2 separate regions of the Homo sapiens genome follow, and region 2 is linked to region 1. Evidence: chromatin loops called from intact Hi-C (ENCODE). Cell type or tissue: heart left ventricle. All regions are shown on one strand. Links, peaks and the distances in the headings refer to the core of each region. The heading gives the core; the rest is flanking DNA. Region 1 has its middle 3.0 kb from the start of JPH2. Region 2 overlaps TOX2 (TOX high mobility group box family member 2).

The links. A loop is a pair of places that touch in the nucleus more often than their neighbours do. Peaks named below come from ENCODE experiments on the same cell type or tissue, not always from the same donor. Only the 100,000 strongest peaks of a DNase experiment are listed, where the experiment ranks them.
Region 2: a loop joins it to region 1, with 7 times the contacts of the local background. A loop is called at or near these places in 8 of 110 quality-filtered maps.

The regions. Positions count from the first base shown.
Region 1 is chr20:44,188,807-44,191,616 of GRCh38, reverse strand. No RefSeq gene overlaps it. Among named protein-coding and RNA genes, the nearest start is that of JPH2, 3.0 kb to the right of the region's middle. In heart left ventricle, for the core only: a CTCF peak has its summit at 1,214 (motif pointing right); no DNase peak of the experiment used is centred there; H3K27ac peaks cover 678 bases.
Region 2 is chr20:44,054,757-44,057,566 of GRCh38, reverse strand. The region is part of intron 5 of TOX2 (TOX high mobility group box family member 2); the gene reads right to left. Among named protein-coding and RNA genes, the nearest start is that of JPH2, 130 kb to the left of the region's middle. RefSeq lists a silencer at 1,291-1,400. In heart left ventricle, for the core only: a CTCF peak has its summit at 1,324 (motif pointing left); no DNase peak of the experiment used is centred there.

The DNA.
Region 1 (2,810 bases), core at 48-2,547:
GTGGGAATGTAAGTTACTTCAACCCTTGTGGAAGATATTATGGCGATTCCTCAAAGACCTAGAACCAGAAATACCATTTGACCCAGCAGTCGCATTACTGATTTATATTCCTTTGGGAATGGGTTTGGTGGCTTGGGCACTTGGCAGTGCCCAAGGAATATATATTTATATTCCTTTGGGAATATAAATCATTCTATTATAAAGATACATGCACACCTATGTTCACTGCAGCACTATCCACTGTTTTTTGGAAAGAAGAAAATCCTTGCTTTAAACAACTCATAGTTTGGGGGAGGAGACAGCATGTGGGAAGGGCACTAGCTCAGCCAGGACACCTGCCTGGAAAGGCTTCCTGGACGGTGAGGCTCGCTCTGCTGAGCCTTCCATGGCTAAGAAGAACTCCAGTGGATTTCTGGGTGCAGTCCTTCTCCTTGTTCCGGATTTCCAGTTCTCTCCCTTTGAGGTTCCCAGAGAAGCAGTCAAGCTTGAGAAGTTGAGCAGGAAATAGAGGGAGAAAGTGACCAGGGAACAGAACTAGGGAGTGGGAAGAGATCTGAGATGAAGAGAGGGAATAGGCTAGCTACCGTTAAAACCAGTTTATAATTATTTCAAGTTTATTTTATTTTTTATTTTTATTTATTTATTTTTGAGATGGAGTCTCACTCTCGCCCAGGCTGGAGTGCAGTGGCACAATCTCGGCTCACTGCAACCTCTGCCTCCTGGGTTCAAGTGATTCTCCTGCCTCAGCGCCCCCAGTAGCTGGGATTACAGGCAGGTGCCACCACACCCGTCTAATTTTTGTATTTTTAGTAGAGACAGGGTTTCGCCATGTTGGCCAGGCTGGTCTCGAACCCCTGACCTCAGATAGTCCGCCTACCTTGGCCTCTCAAAGTGCTAGGATTACAGGCGTGAGCCACCGTGCCCGGCCTATTTATTTTTAAATTATTATTTATTTATTTATTTATTTATTTTTTTGAGAGAGGATCTTGCTCCATCACTCAGGCTGGAGTGCAGTGGTGTGATCATGGCTCCCTGCAGCCTCGATCTCCCAGCCTTAAGCGATCCTCCTGCCTCAGCCTTCTGAGTAGCTGGGACCACAGGCATGCACCACCATGCCCGGCTAATATTTCAAGTTTAGTAAATTCCACTGGATTTGAAGAACTTGGTTTTTCTGAGGAAAGTCCGTTGTAATGCACATAACGCCACAAGAGGTCTCCCTTTCCCTGAAATGCACTGGTTTAAAAGGCGGGACAAATGGTAGCTTGTCAGAAAGCTCTGGGCAGGTAAGGCCAGTACCAAATTTGGCAAAGAATCTTACTTAAACTTTTACAAAGTCAAAGTATCCCTTTACCAGTAACTTCGTTTTGCAGTTTAAAACATGAGAATAAGGAGTGCTTCGATGTCAAGATATTTAATATTTAGGAGGGGTTCTCTCTTCCCTCTTTGAGGACTATTTTATTAAGCCTGAAAAGTAATTTAGTATGTAAGAGTAACTCTCATAAGAGCTAACACTGATTATATGTGTAATGTGTTCTGAGCCTTTTTACAGTATTAACTGTGTAATCCTCACCCAGTTAGATAAGGTAGATACTGTTATTCTTGATACCAATAATCCTCTGAGGTAGGGACTTTTACAGATGAATAATTTGCAGTTTAGAGAAATTAACAATTGGTCCAAGGTCACACAGCTTGTGAGGGGCAGGACTGGGATTTGAAGACATATCTAACTCCAAAACTACTGGATTCATGAATAAATGGATTCATGAATTTTTATGTTATTAAACAGTATCTTAATTTGAAATTTTACCTTGGTTTTGTTGTTGTTGTTGTTTTCTATCTATTTATTTATTTTTTGAAACAGGGTTGCCAGGCTGGAGTGCAGTGGCACAAATATGGCTCATTGCAGCCTCCAACTCCTTGACTCAGCGATCCTCCTTGCCTCAACTTCCCATGTAGCTGGGACCACAGATGTGTATCACCACACCTGGCTAATTAAAAAAAAAAATTTTTAATTGTAGAGGCGGGGTCTCACTGTGTTGTCCAGGCTGGTCTCAAACACCTGGGCTCAAGCAATCCTCCAGCCTTGGCCTCCCAAAGTGCTGGGATTACAGGTGTGAGCCACTATAACAAGCACTTACAGTGTTTTTAACCAGAGATGAAAATCAGATTCATCTGAGGAGCTTTTAAAAGAATTCGACTGCCCAAGTCTTCTCCCAGGACAATCTAATTCTGTAGGTCTCGGGTGGGGCTCTCGGATCTCTTTATGTTTTTAAGTCTGTAAGTGATTCTTATGTGTAGTAACCCTGGGTAGACAGCTACCCTAGGGAGCTGCTATGGATGAACAGTGGTTAAATTCCCATAGGTAGAACACCCTGCTAAGATGTAGCAATGGCTGCCTGGCATAAACATATGATTACGGTATTGAATCTGCAGCTCAAACTCCCCTAGCTTCCAGTTTGAGATGCTCTTCCCTTGACAGCAGAGCTAGAAAGAAGTTTGTGATTCTCCAAAGACCTAGTGAGAAGTGGCGAAAGCAGAACTCCCTGGGAGTAGCCCTGAGATGTTCTTAGAAGTGAATTGTGCAAGCAGGCTGTCAGTCAGCCTGGCCAGGGCTCACACCTAACCACCCAGAGGAAACAGTTTTTATCCACTACGTGCTCCCTGTCAGCTTGGCAAACAGACGGTGACAGTGAGCCCAAGAGGCTGGGTGCCTCTACCTGGTGGTGAAACGCAGATATAGAAGGGGCTCTTGAAGGTCAGCGGCTGTGACCAAGGATGGAACCAAGTCCTAAGAACAGGTAACCCACTGG
Region 2 (2,810 bases), core at 288-2,787, 130 kb after region 1:
GATGATTTGAAAGAACTTTCCTATCCATCACCTAGGCTTGAAACTTTTGGGGGATAGGCAAGGTTTTTTTATTTCCTATTATTTTCTCACTACCTCTCTTGGTTATTAGTGTATTAATAGTAAAATAGGAATATAAGTCACATTTCTAAATGTGATTTCAAAAACTGACACAAGCTAACATCCAGCCTTATGCTTAATAGTGAAACATGAGAGGTAATGCAAAGTAAGAAGACCACTATCCCCGCCATTGCTGAACATCTCTTTTTTAGAAGTCCTAGTCAACATAACTGGGAAAAGAAAACAGAATTAGAAATCTGAGAAGTGAGGAGACAAAATAAGGAGATATGGCTGGATATAGTGGCTCATGCCTCTAATCCCAGCACTTTGGGAGGCCAAGGTGGGATGATCATTTGAGGCTAAGAGTTTGTCAGCCTGAGCAACACAGCAAGACCCTGTCTCTACAAAATACCAAAAAAAAGAAAAAATTTTGTGGGGCATGGTGATGCATGGCACGCCTGTAGTCCAGCTACTTGGGAAGCTGAGCTGGGAAAATTGCTTGAGCCCAGGAGTTCAAGGCTGCAGTGAGCTATGATCATGCCACTGACCTCTAGCCTGGGTGACAGAGTGACACCCTGTCTCTTAAAAAACAAATAACAAAGGAGACAAAATTATCATTTGTAAAAGATACATATGTATAAATATGTGTATAATTATAGACACTTTTTTTAAACCTAGAAGACTCAGGAATTAAAAATGATCAGAAATGATAAAATAAATAGTAAGCTTGGCAGTTACAAATTAAATTCCTAACTTTTTATACTCAACAATTTGCTAGGAAAATGGGGAGAAACAAGCCATTTATAACGCATTAAGTAAAAGAACGCATTAAGTAAAAGGAGAGAAATGCCCATTATCGGATGGAAATAAATATATGCCAAGTTCTTGGGTTAGAAATAAAACGTCAGACAGGTAAGCAGAAATGAAACCGACACAGGGGCTGGGACTCTCAACCACCTTTGCTTGCCTCTGGGCTGCGCTGAATGAGGTCAGAGAAAGCATCGGTGGAGGGAGTGCCCGGGGACATAGGACTTGAGACCACTGTCTCCCCAGACTGTATAAAACGGCAAGGAAATCCCCCCACCAAACAAAAACAACCTGAAGTCTTTTGAAAGGGAATTGGTTGCCAACGAAACACACAAGTGAAAATGACAGACGTCCCTATAGCAAAAGCCACAGTGCCCTGCCAATATCCCCCAGTCCTTACCCCTGTCCTACAAACATGCTCTACTTCCAGCTGCCACCGGCTATATTCCTTTGCCTGAGGGTCCCTCTGGTGGCAGGAGCCTGGCATGTGTAGCAGGCCAGGGGTGCTGCAGAAGTAATGTCCCCTGGAGCAGCTCTGAAGGAATGCTGGTGTCCACCCCAGCACCCTTGCCCCTCAGACAGGATGACCCTGAGGCCTGGCACGTTCTAAGCAGGCTCCTGAGTTCCCAGCGGGATTGTGCTCCAGTTGCCCATGGTGGATTCTCCTGGGACAATGTGCCCTTTCCTGGCTGCCCTCCTTTCCCTGTCTCATTTCCCCACTCCCCTACCAGAGGTGGGGATCATCTCCCAAATAAACTCTCTGCATTATAACATATTCCAAAATTACCTAAAATTTTAGAATACGGTAAAGATGATGTTTCAAATAAGTCAGTAATTCATCTCTCTGCCCCAAGCCTGCTACTTTCCCCATATTTCCCATCCAGTGACTGGCATCTCCATTTACTCAGAATGGAAGCCAGATGCAAGGAGGCTCCCAGGACATGCTCTGTGTCCCCTACCCTAAACCATTCTGGAAGATGCTCCAGACCCTACCTTCCCCCACCTGGATCACTGTGCACCCTCCACATCCACTCTTACCTGCCTTATGCTGCCGTTCCAGTCTCTCCTCTACATAAAACTCTTCACTGGTTTTCTCTCCTCTTAGAACAGGGCCTGACTACTTCCAAGGTCTGCAAAGCCCAGCGTGGTCTGGCCCCTGCCCTCCTTTCCAGCTCCGTCTCTGCCATGGGTACTCTTATTGTCTCCTCTCTGGCCATCCTGGTCTCCTTTCAGTCCCCTGTGCTTTTCCAGCCTCCTTCCTTACCAGGCCTCCCTGTCTGGAACACTTCCCCTCCTCCAAAGAGAACTCACACTTCAGGTCTCACCTGGTGACCTGACCCCTGGGACAATGTCCGTCCCTGCTCTTTCCACTCTCATGAACTATGTACCCTCCTGGTACACGGCACAATCACAATTGTAATTTTACATTTACTCATCTGCTTATTTGATTCATGTCTCTCATGCCAACAGCCCAGTTGAGCCTCCTGCTTCTACAGATGTGAGTTCAAATCCTGACTCTACCTTGATTCACGCTGGTGACCCTGGGTGAGTCACTTTACCTCTTGGTGTCTCTACCAAACAGGAAAGCAATGGCTACTCCACAGGGTGTTGTAAGGATTCAGTGACATACCGGGGGGAAAGCCCAGCCCAGATGTGAGCTCAGAGAAGGAGTAGCCAGCACCCCTGTTTTAATAGACATGAAAACCGAGGCTCAGAGAGTTTAGGTGGTCAGGCTGAGGTCACACAGCTGGCAACTCCATTTGCCTACCAGCTAGTTCTGCTCTCTATTCTCCCTGGAGGCCTTTAGAGGAGGCCACAGGCACATGGTCAGTGGGATAGGAAGCTCTGGCCTGGACTCCAGACTTTTAGGGTTGGTGGGACAAGATGGATGGAGATGCTTGTTCTCATTTTATCAAGGGGGAAGCAGAGGTTCAGAATGGTTAAGT